Linked DNA regions of Homo sapiens: region 1 is linked to region 2. A link is a contact called in ENCODE Hi-C or POLR2A ChIA-PET data. All regions are on one chromosome and are shown on one strand. Each heading gives the region's core, a stretch centred on a gene start or an enhancer-like site at or near the end of the contact. The rest is flanking DNA. Distances are from core to core; before and after follow the strand shown.

Region 1 (6,960 bases), core at 379-2,878, 280 kb after region 2:
CGCGATCTCGGCTCACTGCAACCTCTCCCTCCTGGGTTCAAGCGATTCTCCTGCCTCACCCTCGGAGTAGCTGGGATTACAGGCATGGGCAACCATACCTGGCTAATTTTTGTATTTTTAGTAGAGACGGGGTTTCACTATGTTGGCCAGGCTGGTCTGGAACTCCTGACCTCAAGTGATCTGCCCGCCTCAGCCTTCTAAAGTGCTGGGATTACAGATGTGACCCACCAAGCCCGGTCTGTCATTTGCATTTTAAAATGGGTCATGGGGTGGGCACAGTGGCTCACACCTGTAATCCCAGCATTTTGGGAGGCAGAGGCAGGCGGATCACCTGAGATCAGGAATTTGAGACCAGCCTGACCAACATGGTGAAACCCCGTCTCTACTAAAAATACAAAAATTAGACAGGTGTGGTGGCGCATGCCTTTACTCCCAGCTACTCGGGAGGCTGAGACAGGAGAATCGCTTGAACCTGGGAGGTGGAGGTTACAGTGAGCCGAGATCGTGCCATTGCACTCCAGCCTGGGCAACAAAAGCGAAACTCCATCTCAAAATAAATAAATAAAATAAAATGCGTCAGGGAGGGTCGGGCCTTGTGGCTAATGCCTGTAATCCAGGTACTTTGGGAGGCTGAGGTGGGCGGATCATTTCAGGTCAGAGGTTCGAGATCAGCCTGGGCAACGTGGTGAAATCCCCGTCTCTACTAAAAACACAAAAAAATTTGCTGGGCGTGGTGGTGCGTGCACCTGTAGTCCCAACTACTAAGGAGGCTGAGACAGGAGGATCGCTTGAACTCGAGAGGCAGAGGCAGCAGTGAGCCGAGATCACGCCACTGCACTCCAGCCTGGGTGATAGAGCAAGACTCTGTCTAAAATAAAATAAAATAAAATAAAATAAAATAAAATAAAATGGGTCAGGGAGTGGGTGATTTCTACTGCTAGACTGTTTAGGCCCTGTAATAAATGGATAAGGGAAGATAACTGAGAGGCGGGGGGCAGGTCCCTTCTTAATATTCACTGAATCATACACACAGACAATACCTTCTTGGGAGACAGGCCTCAGAGGCCTGGGAAAAGACTGGGGGAGGAGTTCAGACCAGATGCCAGGCACTGTGCCTGCATTTTCTCAATGAACCCTCTTTCACAGTCACCCCGTAAAGTATTATTTTCCTCATTTTACAGACAAGGACACTGAAGCACAGAGGTGAAGTGACTTGCCCAAGGTCACTCAGCTAGAAATTTAGGATTCCATTATCTCATTTCTAGTCCTGATACAGGATGCTACTTGGGACGCAGGGGAGGACTGTTTCTAGACCTCAGGCCTGTGAATGCAGGCTCCCCGAGTGGACAGAAATCTTGGAGGACCTAGATCAGGCCCTAGAGGAGGAGAGGGGAGATGGAATATCCTCTCCCAGTTCAGAAACTTTCTCGGCAGTGGAGGATGATAGTGGAGGGGACTCTGTCCTTCACCCCATTGATCCCCAGAGGGGTGATAGCTGAGTCTTGTGACTGGGCCCCTGGGCAGGGGTCAAGGGTCAGTGCCCCTGTTTCCTTTACCCCCTCCTCCCCGGGCAACCTTTAACCCTCCACCGCCCACACGCAAGGCTGCCTGCCTCTACACATTCTCCCAAGAGTTGTCTGAGCCGCCGAGTGGACAGTGGCTGATTATGGAGAGCAGAGGCCCACTGGCTACCTCGCGCCTGCTGCTGTTGCTGCTGTTGCTACTACTGCGTCACACCCGCCAGGGATGGGCCCTGAGACCTGTTCTCCCCACCCAGGTGCAGGAGCGGGACAGGGCACTCAGCTCATGCAGTCTTCCCTTCTCTCCTCTGGCCCTGTAGCAGGGCCTCTCCCTCTGTCTGTCTCTGACATGTCCCTACTCAGCTTTGTTTGTTTTCTCTTTCTGATAGAGTGCCCACGACCCTCCGGCTGTCCACCTCAGCAATGGCCCAGGACAAGAGCCTATCGCTGTCATGACCTTTGACCTCACCAAGATCACAAAGTATGGGGTTGGCCTAGCCCTTGACCCAGTCCCCTGGTTCTGCCCTCTCTCCATCAGCTCTTCTCTTTTCCCTGTCTTCCTTTCCTTATCTGTGAACACCATCTCCCCCAAACCCACACTGGTTCTCAAAGGACACATGACATACACAATCTTTCCTTCTGTGTCCTTCCAGAACCTCCTCCTCCTTTGAGGTTCGAACCTGGGACCCAGAGGGAGTGATTTTTTATGGGGATACCAACCCTAAGGATGACTGGTTTATGCTGGGACTTCGAGACGGCAGGCCTGAGATCCAACTGCACAATCACTGGGCCCAGCTTACGGTGGGTGCTGGACCACGGCTGGATGATGGGAGATGGCACCAGGTAAGCTAGCTCTGGTCCTCAGGGGAGGGATGTCTGGAGCTGGTCTGAGGAAAGGGAACAAAACCAAGTTATTGGGCATCCCTCTACCACTGTCATCTCGTTTAATCCACACGAACCCCCACAAAGTAGCTATTCTTGGCCCCATCTTTTCTGATGGGAATTCTAAGGCTCAGTCAGTATATAAGTGACAAGAGCTGAGTGACCCAAGGCCAAGGATGCTAGCTGCTTCTTTAAGGCATGTTCTTTCCACTATAGTACTAGGCTGCCTCACAGGAAGGTGGCAGAAACAGATCCCAGGGGCCTCTGATTTTGCTTCCCACCTTCCTGCAGGTGGAAGTCAAGATGGAGGGGGACTCTGTGCTGCTGGAGGTGGATGGGGAGGAGGTGCTGCGCCTGAGACAGGTCTCTGGGCCCCTGACCAGCAAACGCCATCCCATCATGAGGATTGCGCTTGGGGGGCTGCTCTTCCCCGCTTCCAACCTTCGGTTGCCGGTAACTACACCCCAGGGGTGGAACCCTAGCCAAGACTTGGTAAAGCACTGCTGGGTGGCTGGCCGTGGGAATCTAAGTCCACACTTTTAGGGAGAAGGGAAGGGTTGAGAGCTGCAAGGGGGAGGCCAAATGCTCAGAGGGGAGTCAACTGAGGGCAGGGAGGTCGGGACTGCGGCTCCGATGCCCTGATTTCTACATCCCCGTATCTTATCTCTGTCACACTCCAGCTGGTTCCTGCCCTGGATGGCTGCCTGCGCCGGGATTCCTGGCTGGACAAACAGGCCGAGATCTCAGCATCTGCCCCCACTAGCCTCAGAAGCTGTGATGTAGAATCAAATCCCGGGATATTTCTCCCTCCAGGGACTCAGGCAGAATTCAATCTCCGAGGTAGATTTCCTCGGAGTCTATTTTTCCCACCCTGGCCAGCTCAGCCTGCCTCTGTCCCCCTCTACCACTGGCCCCTTTCCTCCTTGAGACCCCAGCTTTGAGGCCTCAGGATAATCATTTCTCCCCACAGACATTCCCCAGCCTCATGCAGAGCCCTGGGCCTTCTCTTTGGACCTGGGACTCAAGCAGGCAGCAGGCTCAGGCCACCTCCTTGCTCTTGGGACACCAGAGAACCCATCTTGGCTCAGTCTCCACCTCCAAGATCAAGTAAAGGGGGACAGTGGGGCATTGCCTGTATTCAGTGGAGCCTGGAGCAATGAGGGAAGAGGGGAGTCCAACATGTCAATATTAGGAAGGTTTCCAGCCCAGGGAACATAACAAGACTGGCTCCACAGAATTGTTTTTCATTAATAATTAGCCAGGCATGGTGGTGCTTGCCTGTAATCCCAGGTGCTGGAGGCCAAGACCAGAGGATCACTTGAGGCCAGGAGTTTGACACCAGCCTGGGCAACATAGCAGAGACCTCTGTCTAAAAAAAAAAAAAAATTAGCCAGGCATGGTAGCACATGTCTGCTGCCCTAGCTATTTAGGAGCCTGAGGCAGGAGGTTCACTTGAGCCCAGGAGTTTGAAGCTGCAGTGAGCTATGATGTGCCACTGCACTCTGACCTGGGCCACAGTGAGACCCTGTCTCAAAAAAATAAAAATAAAAATAAGGCTTATGGATGGCACTCAGGTGGGTGGTAGGGGCGAGGGACATATCTTGAAGCTCCCCACAGCAAGCAAACAGTTTTGACTTAGACTGCATATTTACTTGGGGCAGGTGTGGTTTCAAAAAGGGTCAAGCCAAAAAAAATTGGGGCAGGATTTAAGTGGTGAGAATGGCCAGTAGGTGGAGGCATAGCGAAGAGGCAGAATTAAGGCAGCTAGGGGTGAGGCCACAGGCAGTAGGCCCGGCTCATTCTTCCCTCTCTCTCTACCGTCCCTTTCCCACACACTCTGCAGAAGGTGGTGTTGTCTTCTGGGTCGGGGCCAGGGCTGGATCTGCCCCTGGTCTTGGGACTCCCTCTTCAGCTGAAGCTGAGTATGTCCAGGGTGGTCTTGAGCCAAGGGTCGAAGATGAAGGCCCTTGCCCTGCCTCCCTTAGGCCTGGCTCCCCTCCTTAACCTCTGGGCCAAGCCTCAAGGGCGTCTCTTCCTGGGGGCTTTACCAGGTAAGAGAGAATGATGTTCAAGTTCATGAGCACAACATTGGAAACAGCTCAAGGGAGGCGGCACATTTTGAGGGGAAGGAAACCTCTGGGAGGGAAGAAGAATAGGCCACAAGAAGAAGATATGGGGGCAGTGGAAGGTAGTGCTTTTGCAAACTCAGGTTGGAGGAGTGGAAAAGTGGGGAGAAGATTCTGGATCCGAGCCACCTTAATGCTCTAATGCCACCTTTGCACTACCTCCCTCTAGGAGAAGACTCTTCCACCTCTTTTTGCCTGAATGGCCTTTGGGCACAAGGTCAGAGGCTGGATGTGGACCAGGCCCTGAACAGAAGCCATGAGATCTGGACTCACAGCTGCCCCCAGAGCCCAGGCAATGGCACTGACGCTTCCCATTAAAGCTCCACCTAAGAACCCCCTTTGAAAGTTACTGATTATTCATTTATTCAACAAATATTCACTGTGCACTAGCAATGTACCAGGCACTGTGCCAAGTATTGAGTTGTCTTAATGAGCAAAAACACTCTGGTTCCTACCCTCTTGGTGCCCACAGTCCCATAGGGAAGCAGACATCCATCAAAGGCTAACTAATAAGTGGATAGTTGGAAGCACTGATAAAGAAGAATTGGAGAGTTGTGAAAACATGGAGACTGGCCGGGCGTGGTGGCTCACGCCTGTAATCCCAGCACTTTGGGAGGCAGAGGCGGGCGGACCACAAGGTCAGGAGATCGAGACCATCCTGGCTAACACGGTGAAACCCCGTCTCTACTGAAAATACAAAAAAATTAGCTGGGCATGGTGGCGGGCGCCTGTAGTCCCGGCTGCTCGAGAGGCTGAGGCAGGAGAATGGTGTGAACCCGGGAGGCGGAGCTTGCAGTGAGCCGAGATCGCGCCACTACACTCCAGCCTGGGCAACAGAGCAAGAGTCCATCTCAAAAAAAAAGAAAAAAGAAAAAATAGAAAACATGGAGACTAGGAGGCCTTAACTTAGTCTGAGCGTCAAGGAGAGTTTCTCTAAGGAAATGAGGACTTCTTTTTTTTTTTTTTTTTGAGATGGAGTTTCCCGCTCTTGTTGCCCAGGCTGGAGTGCAATGGCGTGATCTCGGCTCACTGCAACCTCCGCCTCGCGGGTTCAAGCGATTCTTTTGCCTCAGCCTCCCGAGTAGCTGGGATTACAGGCGTGCACCACCACCCCCAGCTAATTTTTTGTATTTTTAGTAGAGGTGGGGTTTCACCATGTTGGCCAGGCTGGTCTAGAACTCCTGACCTCGGGTGATCCTCCTGCCTCGGCCTCCCAAAGTGCTGGGATTACAGGCGTGAGCCATTGCGTCCGGCTGGAAATGAGGACTTCTTAGGCTGAGATCCCAGCAAAAACCCCGACAGACAGACATACTCTGGATACAGGTCACTTTCTGGAAGCCAGGACCCACCTGGTTCCGCAGAAGCTACTCCCTTTGAGACCAGTTTCCTGCCTCTGTGGCTGGTCCAGAGAGATCAGGAGGAAGGGAAGAGATGGGATTTTGACATCTCAGTCATCTGGTCCTTGGACTGGCCATTGCTGCCCAGGGAAGAAGCAGCAGGGGGCGTGAGAGGGTCACAGAGAGATGTGGGTAGGGGTTCTGGAAAAAGGGGTGGAGGCAGGGAGAAAGAAAAAGGGAGGAGAGCAGAGGGAGAAAGTCGCGTCTCTCTCTCTCTCTCCTAGTCTTGGTCCACTTGCTGCCTTCCCAGACAAATTTGTCTCTACTCCATTAAGCAAGAACTGGCTTGTGCTGGTCCCAGCTGGGAAAAACAGACAGATTTGGGAATATCTCTCCCCTCAAAGAATACGGTGACCCAGCTCTCAACCACAGACCTCTAGAGAATGCTGGTGCCCAGCATCCCTCCCTGGGGAACCCTCGTATCCAAGCCCATAGCCCCTACCCCTCAGCTCCCAGTCTTCTGCCCTCTTAGGAACCCTTGTGTCCTAGCCCAAAGCTCCCAGCCTACTAAGGAGCCCTGGGGCTAAAGCCCCCCATCCTCTTTCCTCTCAAGAACTATTAGGTCAGCCAGGTGTGGTAGCTCACACCTTTAATCCCAGCACTTTGGGAGGCCGGGGTGGGCGGATCACCTGAAGTCAGGAGTTTGAGACCAATCTGGCCAACATAGTGCAATCCCGTCTCTACTAAAAATACAAAAATTAGCTGGGCATGATGGTGGGCGCCTGTAATCCCAGCTACTCGGGAGGCTGAGGCAGGAGAATTGCTTGAACCTGGGAGGTGGAGGTTGCAGTGAGCCGAGATTGCGCCACTGCACTCCAACCTGGGTGACAGAGTGAGACTCTGTCTCAAAAAAACAAAACAAAACAAAAAAAAACTTAAAAAGAACCATTAGGTTAAAGCATCCTCCATCTCCAGACCCCATGAGAATCCCAGTGTCCAAGACTCCTAATTTCTTACAAGAATCTTTTCACCAGTAACCCAGGCAGCAGGCTGAGTCACTCACTGGAGCTGCTGTCCCCTTCTGCAGAGATCAGC
Region 2 (7,285 bases), core at 978-3,477:
CTCCATGCAGAATTCTCTTCTGGCCTGTGAGTTTCTCCTCCAGAACGGGGCGAACGTGAACCAAGCGGACAGTGCGGGCCGGGGCCCGCTGCACCACGCAACCATTCTTGGCCACACGGGGTAGGGATGATGGCATGGGGAGGAAGGCTGGGAGAAGTTGGGCGGCCGGCTGACCCTGGCTCTTCTCTCCAGGCTCGCCTGCCTGTTCCTGAAACGGGGAGCTGATCTGGGGGCTCGAGACTCTGAAGGCAGGGACCCTCTGACCATCGCCATGGAAACAGCCAACGCTGACATCGTCACCCTGTAAGAATGCCTGAAGGGGCGGGGCTGGCGCTGGGACTCCCCCCACCCCCGCCCACCCACGTTCGGGCGGGCGGGCGGGGCTGACGCCGAAACAGAAGCCTGTGCTGTGGGGCCTCGGAAAGGGGCTGGGCCAGCGCCGGGGCCAGGCTCGAGAAAGGCTGCGCGAAGTGTGCACTGGGACGTGGAGTAGAAGGCAGGCGGGAGGGCGGGCAGGGTGCAAGGATGCTTGGCCCACCCTGAGAGGCGTAATTCGCCCATCAACATTGCTGTCAGGCATCTTTTTAGCACTAGACGTGACCCCGGGGGTGGGGGCAGATGAACGGAACGCAACCCAGCTCAAAGGATGGGAAGTTGTGGGGGAGGTGAGGATAGTCTTTTTTTTTTTTTTTGAGACGGAGTCTCACTCTGTCGCCCAGGCTAGAGTGCAGGGGCGCGATCTCGGCTCACTGCAACCCCCGCCTCCCGGGTTCAAGCGATTCTCCTGTCTCAGCCTCCCCTGAGTAGCTGGGACTACAGGCGTGCGCCACCACCCCCGGCTAATTTTTTGTATTTTTAGTAGAGACGGGGTTTCACCATGTTGGCCAGGACGGTCTCGATCTCCTGACCTCGTGATCCGCCTGCCTCGGCCTCCCAAAGTGTTGGGATTACAGGCGTGAGCCACCGCGCCCGGCCAAAGATAGTGTCGTTCATTTCTTAATTCCCTCCTCTTCAGGCTACGACTGGCAAAGATGAGGGAGGCTGAAGCGGCCCAGGGGCAGGCAGGTAAAGAATACACCCACCCCACCCCCCAGGCCCAACACCTGAACTCTGGGCTTCTGGTCCACGGTGACCTCTCTCCCTAGTGCCCAGCTGCATTCATTCCGTTATTTAACAAATGCGTATTGGGCGCATGCGACGTGCCAGGCCCTGGCAAGGCATAGGTGCTGGCGCAGTGCCCGCGGCGCGCACGTTCCCACCCAGGCTCGGAGCGCGAGGTCCCCAGGTGGGCCCCAACCGCCGGATCCTGCCCTTCTGCACTGGGGCCCAGCCGCCTCCCGGCCTTTCCTCCCTCCCCCAGGAGATGAGACGTATCTTGACATCTTCCGCGACTTCTCCCTCATGGCGTCAGACGACCCGGAGAAGCTGAGCCGTCGCAGTCATGACCTCCACACGCTGTGACCCGAGGCCCACGGGGCCCGCGCCTGCCTCCCTTCCCCGCCACCGGGCCCTCTGCCATTAAAGCCTCCGTGCTTCGCTCTTCCCTTCTGGTTCACTTCTTGGGCGCCACCTTCGGGCCCGTAGGGTGTTGGGCGCTGCGGCTCCCGAGGTGCGGGGAGCAGCTGGGGGTTTGCGAGCTCCAGTCCAGCAAGGTGCGACTCCGGGGAGCGAGGCGGCAGCTTCGGCCGCGGCCTGAGCGCAGGGCGCTGCGGGGCGGGGGCTCTCGGGCTGGGGCGACGTGGCCAGCCCAGTCCTGCCGAGGGGTGGGGCTGGCCCTGGGGCTCGCTGGCCCCGCGCCGCCGCGGAGAGAGCGCGCCCGGGCCACCCCGGCTGGAAGGCATCCCCGGAATGCGGCGGCTCAGCACCCGCCCCCTCGGGAATTCCCCGGGGGAGCCGCTGGGAGGGACTCGGCTCCCGGGCTGGGCCGGCCGGGCCTCGGGCTCTGAGCGGTGGGATTAGAGGCTCCAGCCCCGCCGACTTGCAGACGTGAGATCGGGCACACCTGAGCGGCGGCGGGGCGGTCGTGGCCACATCCGGGGCGACGTGCCTGAGTCACCCCGTCCCGCCAGCGTCTGCCAGTCCAGCCAGTCCGCCCAGTCTCTCGCGTCCGAGACTCGCCTCCAGCCTCCCACCTCCGCCCGGGCCGCGCGAGCCTCGCGGGGGCGGGGGCGGGGCGCCAAGGGGCGGGGCTGTCTCTTAAAGGGCCCCGGGCCGCTGCCCTTAGGCCACTTCCTGGGGGCGGAGAGGACCTCAGCGGCTGCGGCGACACCCAGGGAAGGCGGCGCGGCCGGGTCCCGAAACTCCTGGCTGTTTCCATCAGAGCCCTCGGACACTCCCAGCCCGGGCTGAGCACGCATCGTCGCTCCCCGGCGGATACAAGGGGGCTCCGCCATCCGCTCCCGTCAGTTCGGCCTCCATCTCCTGGGACCCGCGCCGGCAGCCAGGCCAGGCCTCTGAGTGGCCCCAGAGCCCTGGCTGGACTCGTCCACGGCGGCAGCGATCTGCCCGGGGTCTCGGAGGCCATCCCTTCAGAGTCGGCCCTGTGCTCGCCACCGTCACCTGCTGGTTGGATTCCGGAAACCCACTGTCTGAAGACCACAGAGGGGTGTCGCTGACCACCCCAAATCGGATACGTCCAGACCTCAAGCTCCCTTCCCCTCTCTGGCTGCCCTCTGCTCTTTTCATCTCTTCTCTCAACCTTTTGGGGATTTCTGTGTCCTGACACCACCTCCCCATCCACCACCAAAGTAGCCGGGGTGAGCCCCAAACCTTACTGGGTGTGCTCCACCTGTGCCTCCAACCCAGCGAATCTGACAGCTTCGACCCAATTCTGCACACACCCAGGAAGTTCTGCCTTTTCTTTTCTTTCGGTGTCTCCTGTACTTCCCAAAATTTCTCCTCCTCCTGTGCCCTCTTCGCCCCCCTCCTTTGGGGGCCCCGTGACCCTGAATGTGGGGGGCACACTATATTCCACCACTTTGGAGACCCTGACCCGCTTCCCAGACTCTATGCTGGGGGCCATGTTTAGGGCCGGCACCCCCATGCCCCCCAACCTCAATTCCCAAGGAGGCGGCCACTACTTCATCGACCGGGATGGCAAGGCCTTCCGGCACATCCTCAATTTCCTGAGGCTGGGCCGCCTGGACCTGCCCCGTGGGTACGGAGAGACAGCGCTGCTCAGGGCAGAGGCTGACTTCTACCAGATCCGGCCCCTCCTGGACGCGCTGCGGGAACTGGAGGCCTCTCAGGGGACCCCTGCACCCACAGCTGCCCTGCTCCACGCAGATGTAGATGTCAGCCCCCGCCTGGTGCACTTCTCTGCTCGCCGGGGACCCCATCACTATGAGCTGAGCTCCGTCCAGGTGGACACCTTCCGAGCCAACCTTTTCTGCACCGACTCTGAGTGTCTAGGTGCTTTGCGGGCCCGATTTGGTGTGGCCAGTGGGGATAGGGCAGAGGGGAGCCCACATTTTCATCTGGAGTGGGCCCCCCGCCCCGTGGAACTCCCCGAGGTGGAGTATGGGAGACTGGGGCTGCAGCCGCTGTGGACTGGGGGGCCAGGAGAGCGGCGGGAGGTGGTGGGCACCCCAAGCTTCCTGGAGGAGGTGCTGCGGGTGGCTCTCGAGCACGGCTTCCGACTAGACTCTGTCTTCCCCGACCCCGAAGACCTGCTCAACTCCAGGTCTCTGCGCTTTGTCCGGCACTGAGGATGCTGTTCTCAGTTTGACTGTGGGGAGGAGAGAGAATGGGGTACTAGCACCCCTGAAGCCTCTTTCCAGCTCTGCTTCAGGAGCTATGAGAGTCGGGACTCTCCTGCACCTGACTGGAGCTCAGATGTGGGCAGGAATTCCCAAACCTGAGCCCACCAAGGACTCACAAGTGGTCCAGAAGGTCTCAACCTGTGCTGACCCTGGGAGGGGTAGGGAAGGTTCTCTCAGCTTGTTCTTGCCTAAGGCTGAGCACCTCCAGTCTCTCCTTGATTTGGAGCTCAGTGTTTAAGGGCTTGGAAAAGGGGGGAACATCTCTTTACCCAGACTAGACCTAGCAAAACCCTGGAAGGATATTGAGGTCTGGGGAAAAGGGAGGACTTTGCATTTTCCCAATGCGGTCTCTTGGACCATGGCTTCTACTCCTGAAGCTGGGTGGCCTGGCCTGGCCTGACCAATGAGAGGCCAGAACACTCTGGAACATCGGAAGAGGAGTTCTTTGCTATGTTCCAAGCCATCTACTGAGGGAGGCAGAAAGGCCACAACCCACCCTAGGTTGATGTATGGGAGCTAGGACAGTCCCCATGGCAATGGGGCTGGAGCATCCCTCATCTGGAAGAATCCCATACTGATGGCAGGGCTGGCCAGGGGGAAGAGGGTAGTATCTGTGGGTCCTGGCCTTTCTTCATGTGTGCGTGCATATCAGCCCGTGTGGCTGACTGATGTATAGGTCCCTGGCATCCTGGTTCATATCTGTGTTGCTGACTACAGTGTCTGTGATGTCCGCATGTCCAGGCCTGTTTGGGGTTGCCTAGCGACTCTTCTGGCACAGGGTGTGTCTGTGGTATACCTGTGAGGTGGTTGACAATTAGTAGTTTAATCACAGGGTGTGTGTGTGTGTGTGTGTGTGTGTGTTTATGTGCACGCATGTATATGCATCACCACGTAGCCAGGAGGGGCCTGTTGGGGTTTGAGTCACTGGGATCTTCCTGGTGAGAGGTAAGAGAAGTCACTGGGCTTAGCTGGGCCTCTGAGGCCTGTATGGAACTCTTGGTTGCTGAGGCAACCATGGACCTGTTGCTAGGAGATAGCTGGGGAAGGCCCAAGGCCGCCCAGGGCAGAGAGAGGAGACGAAGAGTTTGGGACAGTGGGGGAGGAGATGGGAAGGGATGGGATTTCTGGGTCCCAGAGCGGGTGGGATACTCACGCACAGCTTCTTCACTGGTGGGGGGTGGGGCACACATTATTTCTCACTGGTCATGATTTACAAGAAGAAAAATAAAACTGCTTTTGGAACCACAAACTTGTGAAGGCTGTTGAGGGCCAGGTTGGGGGTGCTGTCCCCTCACAACAGAAGCCCTGCTTTCTCTGCCCATCGCCTGCTGGAGATGCCTTCTGGACCCCAGTTCCTTGAGCCCCAGCTTTACCCCAGCTGAGGATGGGCAGTGCCATTGTTCATTGTTCTGGAACATTCTAGAACCTCCAGGCAAGGGCTGGAGCCAGGGCTGCAGAGCATTCCTCGGCTCAGCTGGGGCAGCGCCGCCCCATCCCCCAGTGGTCCTCATGTGGAGGCTGGCACTAGGCGGGGTTTTCCTGGCAGCCGCCCAGGCTTGTGTCTTCTGTCGCCTCCCAGCCCACGACTTGTCAGGCCGCCTGGCTCGGCTCTGCAGCCAGATGGAGGCCAGGCAGAAGGAATGTGGGGCCTCCCCAGACTTCTCGGCCTTTGCCTTAGGTAGGACCAGACATCCAGGGATGGGCCCAGCAAGCACTCACCCCCCTACCCCCAGAGGGTGGCATGTGACCTTCCAGCTGTGCCCTCCATCTGTGGCCCTTTCTGGACATGCTGGCCTTTCCCTCTGAGAGAGCTCCATATCTGGGAAAGTCAGGAGAGACCCCAGAACCTGGGCTGATGAGGGAATCGCTGGTCCTTGCCCATCTCCACAGATGAGGTGTCCATGAACAAAGTCACAGAGAAGACTCACAGAGTCCTGAGGGTCATGGGTGAGGTCAAGGGGAAAGAGTGACCTAGGGGCTTGGGAGGATACCAAGGAGAGGGACGGGTGACAGGGGTTGGGGTGGGCAGGGAAGGGTGGAGGGGTAGAGACAGGAGGGCTGATCAGGGAGGGGCTGCGTGAAGAGAGGGGGAACTGGCCCCGTCGAGGCCCAGGGAAACGGAGCTGCTGTCTGCCTCCCCAGAAATCAAAGAGGCTGTCTCCTCACTCCCTTCATATTGGAGTTGGCTTCGAAAGACCAAGCTCCCTGAGTACACCAGGGAAGGTACCGATGCGGGATGGGCCTCAAGGGGAGCCTAGGGTCTTAACCAAAGGAATGTGTGGTGAGCAGCTCATCCATTCACACCCCCACCCCTTCCTTGTCTTTCATTTCAGCTCTCTGTCCCCCCGCCTGCCGTGAGTAGGAAAGGAAAGGGGTAGCAAGGACCTGGGGCCTGCAGGGTGTCAGAGGAGGGCCTGGCAGCTGCAGGAGGAAGCTGGGTACCAGGCAGGGTGGAGGCCCGGCCTCCCCTCCCCAGCGTTGCCTCTGCTGTCTCCTGCAGGGGGCAGCACCACGCTGTACAACTGCTCCACCTGCAAGGGGACGGAGGTGTCCTGCTGGCCCCGAAAGCGCTGCTTCCCAGGTCCTCACGCCCATCTTGGCCCCGCCCCACCTTGCCCAGATCCCTGAGCCCTTGGGCTCCCAAGTCGGTGCGTGTGGGTCCCAGAATCATTCACTGCCTCCTGGGTTCCCTGCAGGAAGTCAGGATCTTTGGGAAGCCAAGATTCTGCTCCTCTCCATCTTCGGAGCTTTCCTGCTTCTGGGTGTTCTGAGCCTCCTGGTGGAGTGAGTTTTGGGATAAAGACAGGAATCCTACCCCGCCCAGTGCCTTCCACCACCCATCCTCCCTCCCTCTGTCCCTCCCAGGCCCCTCCCGTAGGCTTCCCACCCTCGTCTTCCCTCAGGTCCCACCACCTCCAAGCAAAAAGTGGCTTGTGAAGACGCTGAAAACCTCCCAGCCTCCAGCTCTAAGGGGTATGCACTCACAACTTCCACATCCCTTGGAGGGGAACCAGTCAGCCCCTTAGTCCCAGCTCCAAAGACAGTCTCCAGACCCTAAAACCCAGACATCCCTGCTTCTGGTTGGTGAGATAATGAAAAACAAGAAAATCCCCAAAAACCCAGATCCCCCACAATCCCAGTGTCAGATGGCCTCCCGGGAACCCAGGCACCCACAGCTGGAAAGTTCCTCCCCTCCAGCCCTCAACCAATCACATGGCTGTCAACAATGCCAGGAAAATATCTACAGAAGGAAAGAATCCCCTACGCCACTCCCACCACACCCACACCCCCTTCTGCCTGTTCCGGGAAAGCGGGGGCATCTGCCCCAGAAGCTATTCCAGGCCCTCCTATGACTGATGGGGAATCCGGGAATGCATGTTCTGGAAAACTCACCCCACTAGAGTGAGATCACATCAGTGGGTTCGCGGGCATGCCCTCCCTCCATCGTGTTAACAGTTTGAAATCCTGGCCTCCCTCAGAGGCCTCCATCCTGCCAGGCCTAAGTAAAACTTGCTGTTCATGGC

The links. Hi-C counts contacts between places; a loop is a spot of excess contacts on that map. ChIA-PET counts read pairs that join two places held with the same protein, here RNA polymerase II (POLR2A). Pooled maps may share reads with other maps.
Region 1: a pooled map shows a loop between it and region 2 (6-fold over the local background). The contact joins the promoter of SHBG here to the promoter of KCTD11 in region 2. A Hi-C loop is called at or near these places in 8 of 50 pooled maps. POLR2A ChIA-PET finds 5 or more read pairs at or near these places in 5 of 52 experiments (GM12878, H1, HepG2 and 2 more).

What each region holds. Positions count from the first base shown.
Region 1 is chr17:7,628,507-7,635,466 of GRCh38, forward strand. It overlaps SHBG (sex hormone binding globulin), which reads left to right and starts at 1,629. Exons shown (of 8, transcript NM_001040.5): 1 at 1,629-1,777; 2 at 1,910-2,001; 3 at 2,174-2,363; 4 at 2,694-2,855; 5 at 3,083-3,242; 6 at 3,373-3,509; 7 at 4,246-4,453; 8 at 4,698-4,866. The coding sequence starts at 1,667. The coding sequence ends at 4,846. RefSeq lists an enhancer at 4,120-4,209.
Region 2 is chr17:7,349,935-7,357,219 of GRCh38, forward strand. KCTD11 (potassium channel tetramerization domain containing 11) reads left to right here and starts at 2,228. Exons shown (of 1, transcript NM_001363642.1): 1 at 2,228-5,010. The coding sequence starts at 2,892. The coding sequence ends at 3,707. ACAP1 (ArfGAP with coiled-coil, ankyrin repeat and PH domains 1) reads left to right here. Exons shown (of 22, transcript NM_014716.4): 19 at 11-120; 20 at 193-303; 21 at 1,016-1,065; 22 at 1,361-1,543. The coding sequence ends at 1,461. It overlaps TMEM95 (transmembrane protein 95), which reads left to right and starts at 5,222. Exons shown (of 7, transcript NM_001320436.2): 1 at 5,222-5,439; 2 at 5,652-5,708; 3 at 5,904-5,984; 4 at 6,095-6,115; 5 at 6,262-6,342; 6 at 6,458-6,545; 7 at 6,665-7,285. The coding sequence starts at 5,271. The coding sequence ends at 6,698. RefSeq lists enhancers at 1-26, 4,763-5,289, 5,290-5,816 and silencers at 277-416, 1,297-1,356, 1,427-1,486, 1,537-2,306.